Linked DNA regions of Mus musculus: region 2 is linked to region 1. A link is a loop called in an ENCODE intact Hi-C map of the cell type or tissue named here. Cell type or tissue: left cerebral cortex. All regions are shown on one strand. Links, peaks and the distances in the headings refer to the core of each region. The heading gives the core; the rest is flanking DNA. Region 1 has its middle 9.1 kb from the start of Tmprss11b. Region 2 overlaps Tmprss11g (transmembrane protease, serine 11g).

Evidence for each region. Hi-C counts contacts between places; a loop is a spot of excess contacts. Peaks named below come from ENCODE experiments on the same cell type or tissue, not always from the same donor. Only the 100,000 strongest peaks of a DNase experiment are listed, where the experiment ranks them.
Region 2: it touches region 1 in a loop (6-fold over the local background); 3 of 42 quality-filtered maps call a loop at or near these places.

What each region holds. Positions count from the first base shown.
Region 1 is chr5:86,681,139-86,689,627 of GRCm38, reverse strand. No RefSeq gene overlaps it. Among named protein-coding and RNA genes, the nearest start is that of Tmprss11b, 9.1 kb to the right of the region's middle. In left cerebral cortex, for the core only: a CTCF peak has its summit at 4,737 (motif pointing right); a DNase peak (open chromatin) is centred at 4,743.
Region 2 is chr5:86,477,762-86,486,250 of GRCm38, reverse strand. Tmprss11g (transmembrane protease, serine 11g) reads left to right here. Exons shown (of 10, transcript NM_177162.4): 10 at 1-374. Among named protein-coding and RNA genes, the nearest start is that of Tmprss11a, 13 kb to the right of the region's middle. In left cerebral cortex, for the core only: a CTCF peak has its summit at 3,503 (motif pointing left); a DNase peak (open chromatin) is centred at 3,487.

The DNA.
Region 1 (8,489 bases), core at 104-8,103:
GTGTAGAGAAAGGCCATTGACTTGTTTGAGTTAATTTTATATCCAGCTACTTCACCGAAGCTGTTTATCAGGTTTAGGAGTTCTCTGGTGGAATTTTTAGGGTCCCTTATATATACTATCATATCATCTGCAAAAAGTGATATTTTGACTTCCTCCTTTCCAATTTGTATCCCCTTGATCTCCTTTTGTTGTCGAATTGCTCTGGCTAATATTTCAAGTACTATGTTGAAAAGGTAGGAAGAAAGTGGGCAGCCTTGTCTAGTCCCTGATTTTAGTGGGATTGCTTCCAGCTTCTCTCCATTTAATTTGATGTTGGCTACTGGTTTGCTGTAGATTGCTTTTATCATGTTTAGGTATGGGCCTTGAATTCCTGATCTTTCCAGAACTTTTATCATGAATGGGTGTTGGATCTTGTCAAATGCTTTTTCTGCATCCAACGAGATGATCATGTGGTTTTTGTCTTTGAGTTTGTTTATATAGTGGATTACATTGATGGATTTTCGTATATTAAACCATCCCTGCATTCCTGGAATAAAACCTACTTGGTCAGGATGGATGATTGCTTTAATGTGTTCTTGGATTCGGTTAGCGAGAATTTTATTGAGGATTTTTGCATCGATATTCATAAGAGAAATTGGTCTGAAGTTCTCTATCTTTGTTGGATCTTTCTGTGGTTTAGGTATCAGAGTAATAGTGGCTTCATAAAATGAGTTGGGTAGAGTACTTTCTACTTCTATCTTGTGAAAATGTTTGTGCAGAACTGGAATTAGATCTTCTTTGAAGGTCTGATAGAACTCTGCACTAAACCCGTCTGGTCCTGGGCTTTTTTTGGCTGGGAGACTATTTATAACTGCTTCTATTTCTTTAGGGGATATGGGACTGTTTAGAAGGTCAACTTGATCCTGATTCAACTTTGGAACCTGGTATCTGTCCAGAAATTTGTCCATTTCGCCCAGGTTTTCCAGTTTTGTTGAGTATAGCCTTTTGTAGAAGGATCTGATGGTGTTTTGGATTTCTTCAGGATCTGTTGTTATGTCTCCCTTTTCAGTTCTGATTTTGTTAATTAGGATTTTGTCTCTGTGCCCTCTAGTGAGTCTAGCTAAGGGTTTATCTATCTTGTTGATTTTCTCAAAGAACCAACTCCTCGTTTGGTTAATTCTTTGAATAGTTCTTCTTGTTTCCACTTGGTTGATTTCACCCCTGAGTTTGATTATTTCCTGCCGTCTACTCCTCTTGGGTGAATTTGCTTCCTTTTTTTCTAGAGCTTTTAGATGTGTTGTCAAGCTGCTAGTATGTGCTCCTCTCCCGTTTCTTCATGGAGGCACTCAGAGCTATGAGTTTCCCTCTTAGAAATGCTTTCATTGTGTCCCAAAGGTTTGGGTACGTTGTGGCTTCATTTTCATTAAACTCTAAAAAGTCTTTAATTTCTTTCTTTATTCCTTCCTTGACCAAGGTATCATTGAGAAGAGTGTTGTTCAGTTTCCACGTGAGTGTTGGCTTTCTGTTATTTTTTTTGTTATTGAAGATCAGCCTTAGTGCATGGTGATCTGATAGGATACATGGGACAATTTCAATATTTTTGAATCTGTTGAGGCCTGTTTTGTGACCTATTATGTGGTCAATTTTGGAGAAGGTACCATGAGGTGCTGAGAAGAAGGTATATCCTTTTGTTTTAGGATAAAATGTTCTGTAGATATCTGTCAGATCCATTTGTTTCATCACTTCTGTTAGTTTCAGTGTGTCCCTGTTTAGTTTCTGTTTCCATGATCTGTCCATTGGTGAAAGTGGTGTGTTGAAGTCTCCCACTATTATTGTGTGAGGTGCAATGTGTGCTTTGAGCTTTACTAAAGTTTCTTTAATGAATGTGGCTGCCCTTGTATTTGGCGCATAGATATTCAGAATTGAGAGTTCCTCTTGGAGGATTTTACCTTTGATGAGAACAAAGTGCCCCTCCTTGTCTTTTTTGATGACTTTGGGTTGGAAGTCAATCTTATCAGATATTAGGATGGCTACTCCAGCTTGTTTCTTCATACCATTTGCTTGGAAAATTGTTTTCCAGCCTTTTATTCTGAGGTAGTGTCTATCTTTTTCTCTGAGATGTGTCTCCTGTAAACAGCAAAATGTTGGGTCTTGTTTGTGTAGCCAGTTTTTTAGTCTATGTCTTTTTATTGGGGAGTTGAGACCATTGATGTTAAGAGATATTAAGGAAAAGTAATTGTTGCTTCCTGTTATTTTTGTTGTTAAAGTTAGCATTCTGTTCTTGTGGCTGTCTTCTTTTAGGTTTGTTGAGGGATTACCTTCTTGTTTTTTCTAGGGCATTGTTCCCGTTCTTGTATTGGTTTTTTTCTGTTATTAACCTTTGAAGGGCTGGATTCGTGGAGAGATAATGTGTGAATTTGGTTTTGTCGTGGAATACTTTGGTTTCTCCATCTATGGTAATTGAGAGTTTGACTGGGTATAGTAGCCTGGGCTGTAATTTGTGTTCTCTTAGTGTCTGTATAACATCTGTCCAGGCTCTTCTGGCTTTCATAGTCTCTGGTGAAAAATCTGGTGTAATTCTGATAGGCTTGCCTTTGTATGTTACTTGATCTTTTTCCCTTACCGCTTTTAGTATTCTATCTTTATTTAGTGCATTTGTTGTTCTGATTATTATGTGTCGGGAGGAATTTCTTTTCTGGTCCAGTCTATTTGGAGTTCTGTAGGCTTCTTGTATGTTCATAGGTATCTCTTTCTTTATATTTGGGAAGTTTTCTTCAATAATTTTGTTGAAGATGTTTGCTGGTCCTTTGAGTTGAAAATCTTCATTCTCATCCACTCCTATTATCCGTAGGTTTGGTCTTCTCATTGTGTCCTGGATTTCCTGGATATTTTGAGTTAGGATCTTTTTGCATTTTCCATTTTCTTTGATTGTTGTGCCGATGTTCTCTATGGAATCTTCTGCACCTGAGATTCTCTCTTCCATCTCTTGTATTCTGTTGCTGATGCTCAAATCTATGGTTCCAGATTTCTTTCCTAGGGTTTCTATCTCCAGTGTTGCCTCACTTTGAGTTTTCTTTATTGTTTCTACTTCCCTTTTTAGGTCTAGTATGGTTTTGTTCATTTCCATCACCTGTTTGTATGTTTTTTCCTCTTTTTCTGTAAGGACTTCTACCTGTTTGATTGTGTTTTCCTGTTTTTCTTTAAGGACTTCTAACTCTTTAGCAGTGTTCTCCTGTATTTCTTTAAGTGATTTATTAAAGTCCTTCTTGATGTCCTCTACCATCATCATGAGATATGCTTTTAAATCTAGGTCTAGGTTTTCGGGTGTGTTGGGGTGCCCTGGACTGGGCGAAGTGGGAGTGCTGGGTTCTGATGATGGTGAGTGGTCTTGGTTCCTGTTAGTAGGATTCCTACGTTTACCTTTCGCCATCTGGTAATCTCTGGAGTTAGTAGTTATAGTTGACTCTGTTTAGAGATTGTTCTTCTGGTGATTCTGTTACCGTCTCTCAGCAGACCTGGGAGACAGATTCTCTCCTCTGAGTTTCAGTGCTCAGAGCACTCTCTGCTGGCAAGCTCTCTTACAGGGAAGGTGCGCAGATATCTTGTTTTTGGACCTCCTCCTGGTCGAAGAAGAAGGCCCAAAACAGGGCCTCTCTCAGAAGCTGTGTTGCTTTGGCAGTTCCCAGAAGCTGTCAGCTTCTGTGGTGCAGACTCTCACCTGTGCAGACTAAAATCCTAAGATCCAGGGAGTCCTGGAACCAAGATGGCGACCGCTGCTGCTGAGGCTGAGGCCGTCTCCGAGCCAGGCAGACACCTGTCCTCTGGTCCGGACGGTGGCCGGCTGTCTGCGGCCCGCCAAGAGTACTGCCTCAGCGGCTCTGTGCTTCCGCCCGTCCCAGAAGCTGTCCAGTTCTCTCTATATTTACATTTCAAATGTTATCCCCTTTCCTAGCTTCCCCTCCGAAAACCCCCTATCTCCTCCCTCCTGCTCTGCAACCCACCCACTCCCATTCCTGGTCCTGGCATTCCCCTATACTGGGTCATAGAGCCTTCACAGGACCAAGGGCCTCTCCTCCCATTGATGAGCGACTAGGCCGTCCTCTGTTACATAAATAGCTAGAGCCACAAGTTCCACCATGTGTTTTCTTTGATTGGTGGTATAGTTCCAACGAGCTCTGGGGGTACTGGTTAGTTCATATTGATGTTCCTCCTATGGGGCTTCTGTCCCCTTCAACTCCCTGGGTATTTCTCTGGCTCCTTCACTGGGGACCTTGTGCTCCATCCAATGGATGACTGTGAGCATTGCCAGGCACTGGCAGAGCCTTGCAGGAGACAGCTATATCAGGCTCCTGTCAGCAGTGTCTTGGCATCTGCCTAATGATTGGGTTTGGTAAGCCAGTGATTCTTATATGAGGTTTCAAGTCTGAATCTCCCTTAGCTACTTGAGTATATGTTGTTACTAATCTAAGATCGCTCTGAAGATGTCTGCTTTCCTTTAACATTTTTTAATATTCCTTTAACATCATTTAACAGTTTTTGTGGTTAAATCTAGTGGCCGAACGCATGTATGTGTGAACAAGGATCATGGAGAGCTGCACTTAACATGTCTCTAGGCCCTCGCTGCTTGTCTGCATCCTTCTTACTGCACCAAATCATTTACTTTCTTTTTAAAGATTTATTCACTCTTGTTTTTATTATATCTGTACGAATGCTTTGCCTTCATATTTGCATGTTTACTGTGCAGATGCCTGGTGCCTGCAGAGGGCAGCAGAGGGCCGCAGATGCTCTGGAACAAGAGTTCTAGGAGTTAAGTCTGGTTTTTAGACATCCTGTGGTTTCTGGGAACTAAATCTGCGTCTCCTGCAAAAGCTGAAATGGTTCTTAATTGCTGAGTGAACTCTCTAGCCTTCAATACAATGTACTTTTAAATAAAATCACTTTGTTTTGGAGGATGCTAATGAGAAGAACTATTTATTATGTGTAGGATGGTAATAACTATTTCTTTTATATTTTAAATAAAGCCTAAAAGTTCAGAACACTTTGTGGTCCTCCTTTATGCTGTTCCTTTACAGTCGGGGGCTTGTGATTTATGTAAAATCTACTGCTGTGAACATGAGATATAACGAGTTCTCTTTACCAGATCTCCGGCTGGAGGACTGCCCAGTGTGCGTGCTTCTTACTGGGGTTGTGAGTCCATTGGAGTTCCTTCAGCCTTCTTTGCACTGACGGTGCACTTCACTATAGGTAAGTAAGCAGAACAATACATTTGCTAATGTATCGAATCAAGAAAGCATTTCAATTCTGTTAGCTTGAGCTGCAGTACAAAATAAACAAAAGACGAAAACAGCAGATGCAGAGCCCTAACTTTGTTATTCATTGGAGAAGTGGACGCTTCTTGGGTAAAGGTGATTCCGTCTTTAACACACTTTGCCAGAGGTGATCTGTGTGAGAGCATAAAGCACGCCTACAGTTCACAGCTCTGTGGCAGGTTAGAAGACGAGGATAGAAAAATTCCTCTCCAGAGGACAAGGAGAGGAATCAAGGGAAATCGCAATGTAACCAGGCTACCCACTTGCAGAGATCCAGAAGGGGCAGGGATCCCTCTTGCTTTCATTTTCTTGACTTGTCCGGCAGAGTGTCTCTGTTCAATTGATGATTAAATTGGGTCCAGACCCATTCCAGTGAAACAAAGGAAATTGTCGGTTTGCTGAAGAGGCTGCCTGGGGGGAAAATGGTAGCAACACATCTGATGGAGGATTAGTGTGTAGGATAAACAAGGAACTAGAAACAAAAGAAAACAAGAAAACAAAAAGAAAAACAAACAACAACTACAACAACAACAACAAAAAACCCTGAACACAGTGACACACTTAACCCTGAACAGGCAACCCACTTAAAACATGGATATGGGGCTGAAAGAGAGAATTGTCAGAAGAAATACCAATGGTTAAGAAGAACCCAGATGCCCCTCAACAGAGGAATGGATACAGAAAATGTGGTACATTTACACAATGGAGTACTACTCAGCTATTAAAAAGAATGAATTTATGAAATTCCTAGGCAAATGGATGGACCTGGAGGGCATCATCCTGAGTAAGGTAACCCAATCACAAAGGAACTCACACAATATGTACTCACTGATAAGTGGATATTAGCCCAGAAACTTAGGATACCCAAGATATAAGATACAATTTGCTAAACGCATGAAACTCAAGAAGAATGAAGACCAAAGTGTGGACACTTTGCCCCTTCTTAGAATTAGGAACAAAACACCCATGGAAGGGGTTACAGAGATGAAGTTTGGAGCTGTGACGAAAGGATGGACCATCTAGAGACTGCCATATCTGGGGATCCATCCCATAATCAGCTTCCAAACGCTGACACCATTGCATACACTAACAAGATTTTGCTGAAAGGACCCAGATATAGCTGTCTCTTGTGAGACTAGGCTGGGGCCTAGCAAACACATAAGTGGATGCTCACAGTCAGCTATTGGATGGAACACAGGGCCCCCAATGGAGGAGCTAGAGAAAGTACCCAAGGAGCTAAAGGGATCTGCAACCCTTTAGGTGGAACAACATTATGAACTTACCAGTACTCCGGCGCTCTTGACTCTAGCTGCATATGTATCAAAAGATGGCCTAGTCGGCCATCACTGGAAAGAGAGGCCCATTGGACTTGCAAACTTTATATGCCCCAGTACAGGGGAACGCCAGGGCCAAAAAGTGGGAGTGGGTGGGTAGGGGAGTTGGGGGGAGGGTATGGGGGACTTTTGGGATAGCATTGGAAATGTAAATGAGGAAAATACCTAATAAAAATATTTAAAAAAAAAAGAAAAAAAGAAATATTTTAAAGTATATTCACTATTCTTATCCTTCAGGAAAATGCCAAATAAACTACTCTGAGATGTCATCTTATGGTAGTCAGATTGACTTAGATTACGAAAACAGACAAAAACCATTGGCATTATGTAGGGAATAGAGAACCACCATGTGTGCTTCTGGGGATGTAAATTGATAAAGTCACTGTGAAAATCAGTGTGGCATTTCCATAGAAAACAAGAAACAGATTCTCCATTCTACCTAACTGTACCACCTTTGGATATATACCCAAAGAACTGCATTCGCTATTACAAGGACATGTATGCACATCCATATTCCCTGATGCTCTATTCACCAGAGCTAGGGCATGAAAACCGACTCGGTGATTGGATCTAGAAAACATGGTAGCTACATATGAGAGTTTTTTTTTTTTTATTAATCTGTGAAGGAAAGTGAAACTATGAAGCTTGCATAATTGTGAATTGTATATGGTACTGGAAAAATTGTACTGACTGAGGTAAATCAGACCTAGAAAGAGAAATATTATGTTTCAGTCTTAGGTGAATCATAGCATCAAATTTCTAGAATTTTTTGCTTAATTTGTGTAAAACTGGAATTCAAGAGACAGAAAGATGCCAGTGGTGAGGAGGAAAAGAAAGCACTTAAGGTAAAGGGGTGAAACAGGACACAGGTGATGTAAACGAGGAAGGATGAATAATGGGAAAGGAGGCTTAAGTGGGAGGAGGGGTGGGAGTGTAGGGCAGAGGGTTGAGATAGGGAGGCATAACTAACTTTAAGGATGTTAAAAATAGAAGGAAATCTATTTTATAATATATTATACTATACAAGTTATAAAATACATAACACACAACACACACACACACACACACACACACACACACACACACACACACACACACACACACACGTTGGAGATACCGTACACAGGGAATTACTCTTATCTCAGAAGGCATAGATACCAAACAGAAAGCTCAATGACAGATGTAGGATACCTCTTCTAGACTGTTCAGAGATATCTGTAGGTAGGTTGGTGTCCCCATCCCTCCACTGGGGGTCCTATTTTACTATTGGAGGTTCCATATCTTTAGTTTCCATATCCCTACTGTTGGGCATTTTGGCTGAGGTTATCCACATTGAGTCCTGGGAGTCTTCACGATTCCATGTCTCTGGGACTTCCAAGAGATTCCCCATACTTAGAAGCACTTAAAGAAGTGTTCAACATCCTTAGTAATTGGGGAAATGCAAATCAAAATGACGCTGAAATTCCACCTTACACCAATCAGAATGGCTAAGATTAAAAACTCAAGCGACAGCAGATGCTAATGAGAATGTGGAGAAAGGAACACTCCTCCATTGTTGGTGGGATTGCAAGCTTGTACAACCACTCTCAAAATCAATCTTGTGGTTGGTTCCTCAGAACATTGGAAATAATCCTAACTTAATACTCAGTTATACTTCTCCTGGGCATATATCCAAAAGATGCTCCACCATAACACAAGGACACATGCTCCACTATGTTCATAGCAGCCTTATTTATAATAGCCAGAAACTGGAAACAACCCAGATATCCCTCAACTGAAGAATAGATACAGAAAGTATGGTTTATTTACACAATGGAATACTACTATTCAGCTATTAAAAACAAGGACATCATAAATTTTGCAGGCA
Region 2 (8,489 bases), core at 150-8,149, 200 kb after region 1:
CCTCCTGCCCTGCTCCCCTACCCACCCACTCCCACTTCTTGACCCTGGCGTTCCCATGTACTGGGGCAGGTATATCTGCAAAAGAATATTTATATAAGTCATTCAAATAATCTGGAAACATCTTTAGAATATCGTAGCCTGAATGATAAAATTGTCATTTTCATATGTATTTAGTGCACATTTTATAGTATCTCATGTGAATATAGAATAGTATCAAACCAAACTCAGACTTACTCTGTACATCCTAATCTTTGTCCTCCTTTTTATCATTGATGAGTTATCTGCTGTCTTTTTTATTTTAGTTTTGCATTAAGTAAAAGTCTTACACTGTACATATTGAAACACATTTATGATAATAAACCAAATTTGTTCTCTTTGAACTGTCACTGGGAGTGATTGCTCAATGCGCAAGTTGCTGGACTTGGTCACAGAAGCTCCTCTGTTTGGAAAGGAAAGGAGATCCTCAGAAGCACTTGGCAACATCCCTTACTTCTACCCAGGAGCTGCTTGTAGGATGCAGGTCCCCCCACACACACACACACAAACACACACACACTCTTCAGCCAAGTGCTAACAATCAAACTTGACTCCAGATGTTGCAACATGTTTCCAGAGGAGTAAGACCACCTTCAGTTGAGAACAACCACAATGAGGTCCTTAGTGAAAAGTTCATTGCAAAAGTTCATTCACTCTCCTCCGTTCTTGTCCCTGCACTTCTTGTAGGCAAGAAAAATTTCAGGTCCAAGGTTTTGTGTATAGTATGGTGTCCTTATCTCTCCCCTTGGAGTCCTGCTTGGCTACAGTAGGTGGCACTTCAGACTATATCCCCCATTGCTAGGACTTAGCTAGATTCATACCCATTGACCCTCTGGAGTCTCCTCTATCCCAAATGTCCAGCTAGTGCCAGAGATGCCCACCCCGCCTTCTCCAGTTTGACTCACTCTCCCTGCCCTCTCCCTAGAACTGATCCCTCTCTCCCGGCCCCCTTACTCTTCCCATCCCCTTTCCCATCCAGTTCCTTCCCTCCATACACCTCTAGTGACTATGTTCTTTTCTTTTCTGAATGAGATTCAAACATCCTCTCTTGGGCCCTCTTTGTTATTTAGTTTCTTTTACGTCTGTGAACATTGGTATCCTGTACTTTAAATGGATGACCAATGACTCACTCAGCTTGAGTCCCATCCCAAGGGGAATAACCAATCCCTGACATTATTAATGATACTATGTTATGGTTGCAGACAGGAGTCTACCATAACTGTCTTCTGAGAGGCTCCACATAGCAGCTGACTGAAACACATGAGGTACCATCAGTCAAATACTAGATGGAGCCTGGGGAGTCTTGCAGATTTGGGGCAAAGATTGAGAGACCTGGACAGAACAGGGACAACACGAGAAGACCAACAGAGTCAACTAACCTGGATCCTTGGGGGCTCCCTGAGACTGAACCACCAACCCTTGAGCTGGACCGAGGCCCTCTGCACATATGTAGCAGAAGTGCAACTTGGTCATCATGTGGGTCTCCCAACAACTGAGGCAGGGAATGTCTCTGAACTTCTTGCCTGTCTCTGGATCCTGTTTCTCCTCAACAGCATTTGAAAACATTTTCATTATCTTACTTTTAATAATGCCAATGCATTTAAATTCTAGTAGTGTCTATGACCATAGCACATCTACAGAATTCTAGTCAAATGCAGATCTCTTAGAAACCAAACTTGTTTTGAGGAAATTGGGCCAATATCCATTTGCAAACAATCTGCAGACAGACAGACAGATAGAAGTCAGAGAGGTACTGATACAGATATAGCAGAATTACTTTCAGGTTCCTAAGTCATGAGTAGCTTCTGCAAGTGTGGTTATGGATCAAATACATACATATAACTTAAATGATACTTACGGATTCAGCTGAGGCAGAATGACTCAGTCTGTCCACAAATGACACTGCAGAGTAGTAAAATTTACAAAGCATCATGAAGGTATAAAGGATATTTTGTGCAATATGGTAGACACTATTCAAATTTAAGATAACTTTTAAAATTTAAGTTTTATTTCCTTGTTTGGACTAATCATACAATAAGAAAGAAAAAAGAAAACTAGCCACATGTGACCGATGGCTACCATTCTGGCCACATAAGTACAGAACATGTTTGTCATCACAGAAAAGTCTAACAGATACAGCTAACATCTACTCCTAGGAAGCACCTACATGATCACTTAATCCTTCATCTAACAAATTCCTTGAACCTATATATGGATGCTCCCATAAATAAGAATGTCAGAGCTTTGTTAAAGATTCTACAAGTCTAGTGAGTTAGGAGAGTTGGAATGTTGCAGGTCCAAAGACCAATTTTCTGGGTTTATCTTTAGTCACCTTAGGAGCCATTCATTGCCTGATTGTGTGTATGAACTAGCATCCTTAGGTCTATAAGGTAAATTCCTTTAGAATGTGCTAATGTTAGATTCCCTAGACCCAAATGCTAAGAATGTCATCAGATAGCATCTGAGGTCTACAGCAGGGTCTTCCATGTTTTGTTATAACTAGCTACCTAACAGCCCATCAAAAATAATTTAAGGGCCTTCATTTGTACCTTTTTTTTTTGTTTTGTAACTATAAAAGTTTAACAAACCTGCTACCACACTGGAACATAGCTTTCTTCGAAACTTGAATTTGTATTCCCAGGTCATAGCCACTCATATTTTGTTCAGAATATACTATATCTTGTTCACTCTGAGTGAGAGCTACATGCTTGCGTCAGTGATCACCATATGTTGTATCAGGCATTCCAGATGTTGTAAGGACAGCTGTGTTCAAAACCAGTCTCTACTCTGAAAACCATGGAAAGAGTTGATGGTATCTTGATAACTGGCATTTAAAGCAGTAGGTCTCTTGGGGGAATTTGTGTTGGCTGGTATGGCCATGTTTCAATTCTTTTTCTGGTAGCCATTTGTTCCAGAAGAAAGAGAACTTTTTGAGATGTAGCAGCCTTGCCCAGTATCACATGCAAGACTGAAGTTGAAACCTCAGAAATGGAGTTTTTGATCTGCCATAGAAAAATATAAAAACATATTGGCAATTAATAGTATATTTAATATATTAACATACAACACATATTAATATATAGTATAATGGTATATAATTTGTAATTAATACATAATATATAGCATATAACACATAATATATAATATGTAACACATACAACATATAATGATATATTTAATATTTATATATACTTATTACATATTAATGTATATGTTAAATTAACAGACTATTTCTTAGCCCAGGAAGAGGTATTTATGGCAGTCAAACAAAAGAATAATAATTAATAGAGAGACGTTAAGGTGATAGAAATGCTACCTAAGCAAGCAGCTAACCCAAATAAGACAAGAACTGGATCAGCCAATCTGTTACTATGATTTTATTATTGTTAAATCTAGGAAATGGGGAAATAGAAGACTAATGAATAATACACACATAGACCAAATATGCAGCTATAGTGCCATCTTCTGGCTCATGTTATTTTACAAAATACATTCTATTAGAACTTCATGATAAAAACCTATGTAAGCTTTCCCTGTAGAAGAAAATCTAACATTCTTTCTCTTATTTTCTCGTAAGCAAATTGAAATTTAAAGTTTTTTATGTACATTATCCTATTAAATAACAAACATAAAATGTTTGCTTCTACATTTGCTATTTATTTTTTAAGTGAAATAATTTTACAATTATACAGGACATCTCAATCAAACCCAGAGGTCATGGCATTTATATACTGTTCAAATCTAAACTCTGGTCTTCTTGTCTTTGTGGGAATCACTTGAACTGCTAAGCCATCTTTCCAGCCCTGGGACTGGTTCACTCTTGAGAATTTATCAGTGTGATTCCCACTGGGAGAGCTAGTTTGTGCTAGACAGTCAGCAAATGGGAGTGAGTTGTAATAGTCACTGTGAACCTGTAAAATCTCAACCCTGGAATTCATCCGAAACCTGTTTGGTAAAACTCACCTTGGCACAGGTAATGGGCAGGCTTGGCTTTTCCTCAGTGCCAGCCAGATACAATAGCTGACTCCTATTGGGAAATGTGAAGCCATATTCCAAAATAAACACTTTGAACTTTCTCATGAGAATACTAGATGGGATAGCAGAGTCTCAGAAGTTCAAGAATGTAAAAAAAAAAAAAAAAAAAAAAAAATGGCTATCTTGCCTAAACCAATCTACAGATTCAATGCAATCCCCATAAGAATTCCAATTCAATTCTTCACCGAGTTAGAAAAGGCCATTTGCAAATTCATCTGAAATAACAAAAAACCTAGGATAGGAAAAACTATTCTCAACAATAAAAGAACCTCTGGTGGAATCACCATGCTTGACCCCAAGCTGTAGTACAGAGCAATTGTGATAAAAACTGCATGGTTACTGGTACAGCGACAGACAGGTAGATAAATGGAATAGAATTGAAGACTCAGAAATGAACCCACATACCTATGGTCACTTGATCTTTGACAAAGGGAGCTAAAACCATCCAGTGGAAAGAAGACAGCATTTTCAACAAATGGTGCTGGCACAACTGGCAGTTAGCATGTAGAAGAATGTGAATTGATCCATTCTTACCTCTTTGTACAAAGCCCAAGTCTAAGTGGATCAAAGAACTCCACATAAAACCAGAGACACGGGAACTTATAGAGGAGAAAGTGGGGGAAAATCTCAAACATATAGGTACGGGGGGGGGAGGAGGGGGGGAAATACCTGAACGGAACACCAATGGCTTGTGCCGTAAGATCAAGAATTAACAAATGAAACCTCATAAAATTGCACATCTTCTGTAAGGCAAAGGATGTTGTCAATAAGACAAAAAGGCAACCAACAGATGAGGAAAAGATCTTTGCCAATCCTATATCTGATAGAGGGCTAATATACAAAATATACAAAGAATTCAAGAACTTAGACTCCATAAAAACCAAATAAAAAATGGGGTACAGAGCTAAACAAAGAATTCTCAACAGAGGAATACCAAATGGCTGAGAAGCGCCTAAAAAAATGTTCAACATCCTTAAACATTAGAGAAATGCAAATCAAAACAACCCTGAGATTCCACCTCACACCACTCAGAATGACTAAGATCAAAAACTCAGGTGACAGCAGATGCTGGCGAGGATGTGGAGAAAGAGGGACACTCCTCCATTGTTGGTGGAATTGCAAGCTGGTACAATCACTCTGGAAATCAGTTTGGTTGTTCCTCAGAAAACTGGACAAAGTACTACCAGAAGATCCAGCAATACCATTCCTGGGCATATACCCAGAAGATGCTCCAACTTGTAATAAGGACACATGCTCCACTATGTTCATAGCAGCCTTATTTATAATAACCAGAAGCAGGAAAGAACCCAGATGCCCCTCAACAGAGGAATGGATACAGAAAATGTGGTACATTTACACAATGGAGTACTACTCAGCTATTAAAACCAATGAATTCATGAAATTCCTAGGCAAATGGATGAATTTGGAGGATATTATCATAAGTGAGGTAACCCAATCACAAAACAACACACATGATATGCACTCACTGATAAGTGGATTTTAGCCCAGAAGCTCAGAATACCCAAGATACAATCTGTAAAACACATGAAACTCAAGAAAAAGGAAAAGCAAAGTATGGATACTTTGATCTTTCTTAGAAGGGGGAACAAAATACCCATGGAAGGAGTTACAGAGACAAGGTTTGGAGCAGAGACTGAAGGAATGACTAGCCAGAGACTGCCCCACCTGGGGATCCATCCCATAAACAACCACAAAACCCAGACACTATTGCAGATGCAAACAAGAGCTTGCTGACAGAAGCCTGATATAGCTGTCTCCTGAAAGGCTCTGTCAGTGCCTGACTAGCACAGTAGTTGATGCCCACAGTCATCCATTAGACAGAGCACATGGTCCCCAATGAAGGAGCTAGAGAAAGTACCCAAGGAGCTGAAGGGGTTTTCAGATCCCTAGGAGGAACAACAATATGAAGTAACCAGCAACCCCAGAACTCCCTGGAACTAAACCACCAATCAAAGAAAACACACATTGAGGGACTTGTGGCTCTAGATGCATATGTAGCAGAGGATGTCCTAGTTGGTCATCAATGGGAAGAGAGGCCCTTGGTTCTGTGAAAGTTCTATGCCCTAGTATAAGAAAATGCCTGGACCAGAAAGTCGGGGTGGGTGGGTTGGGGAGTAGGGGTAGTAGGGAGAAGATAGGGAATTTTCTGAGGGGAAACTAGGAAGGGGGATAACATTTGAAATGTAAATGAAGAAAATATCTAATTAAAATGAAAAAAAAGTTTAAAAAACAAGATATCAATAATTAAATAGATGAGGAAATATGTCACCTTGCTCACCTTGATCAAGAATGAGGATGAGGCTGACAGCAAGACGGGAATTATTAGACCATGACCAGAATAGAAACAAGAAACTATGATTGGTGATTGGTAGCCACACAGTTGCAACTAATGATTATATTAATGAACTGGGACTTTTAAATGATGAGCTCTGTAGGGAGGAAAAGATAAAATATGTAAACGAAGTTTAAATTTTTCAAAGGTAAGAAAGACAGACACAGAAATACCAAGGCCCTTCTAAGAGCCTCAGAGGCTGGATCGATGGCTCAGTAGTTACTCTTGCTGCTGTGTTGCTTGTATTACTTAGTCACCATTCTGTTCTGTGATAAAAAGTCCATGACATAGAGTGACTGGAGGATAAAAGCTCTATTTTCATCTATGGTACCAAGAATACAGAATTCCTGACAAAGAAAGCATAGCAGAAACCACATGTAGAGAGGTCAAATCTCATCATCACGCTGAGAGGAGTTGGGAGAGTGGGGGGGGGGAGAAGAGCAGGAAGTGGGGCTATAATATCTTAAGACCAATCCCCAGAGATCTACTTCCATCAGCAACACTGCATTTTCTCCAGGCACTATAACCTGCCAGAATAGTGCCACCTTCGAGGAACTACTTGCTTAAAAACATGAGTCTGGTGGTGGTGGCATTTCTCATTCAAACCACTGCAAATGTCAGATTCCATGTCTTGAAAATTACTGTCCCTCTAGTTAGCAAATTCTTGTTTATACAGTTATCTACTCTCTCAAGCAAACAGTCCCAAAACCACTGTCAAGAGTAGAAATATTAATTGACTATTACAGTCCTTTTAATACCTACTTACTCCTTTTCATCATCAAAGTACGTGATAGCTAAGTTACTGACCTAGGTTATTGTCAGTTGAGAAGTGTATCAGACTTGAGGGAAGGGGATTGTCAGAAGGATTAAAATGCCAGCTCTTGCTTAGGGACAGTTATACAACTATAAATCTTGAGGATTCTGAGACTCAACAGAGCAAACCACTGAGATAGATCATGCAGTTGTGCTGTCTTAGGTTTCAGGCTCCTTAGCTTTCACCACTCCCTTCCCAGGACTCGGACCCAAGCACAGCAGATGTTTGCTCTGACTACACATCAAATTTCTGCAAGCTATTCGATCATCAGGCTTCTGCTTAGCTGTGATCTGAGTTTTGATAAACAACTCTTAAACATGGAATTTAACTGATTTGTTAGGTTTTTTAAAAAAAATATTAAATTTTAATCAACACATATTTGTACATATTTAGTAGGTATAATGAGATGTCTAGATCCAATACATTTATTGCATAACAATTGATCACAGCAACAATTGTGCCATCACCTTACATTTTCATCATTTATCTATGATGAGCACATTCAAAATCTTCTATTGTCTAACTACTCTATTGTTACCTGTATTTACTGTCATTGACAACAAGAAATTATGCCTGCCAAAATGTATCATTGTATTCATAGATGTGCATTTTACTATATCCTTCCCATCTCTTTCCTCAGTCTCTGTTAACTACTTCTATCCTCAATTCTTATTAGATGGACTATATATTCCACAAACATGTTTCCATCCCCATGCAGCACAGCAAAGGAATTTGAGATGAACCTATTATTTTTCCATCTTTCCAACAGGCACTCTTGGCTCCCAGTCTTCATCTGCCTGGATCATTGTAACTTGCAAAGGTGTCTCAGTTTCTCTTTTGTTGCTCTGATGAAATGCTCTGACAAAGTATCTTAAGGGAAGAAAGGCTATTTTAGTTCACAATTCAAGGCAGTCCAGCATAGCAGAGAAATACATGCAGCAGGAGCTGGGAACAGAGATTAATCAGTGAGCTGTAGATACAGGGTTCTATCCTTTTTCCCTCTGTCTATTTACAAAGTTGCAGATTCCATTCATGGAATGAGTTCCACAACCCGATGTCTTTCCAACTCAGGAAATATTACAAAGATGATGGCTCACATATGCACCCAGAAGCCCACATCCCAGATATTTCTAGATTCTGTTGAGTTGGTAATATTAGCCATAACCACTCCATAAATGTCAACTTGAAACTAAAACACATCACTTTTAATTTATAACCTATTATAGAAACTTGAAAATGGAAAAGGAATTC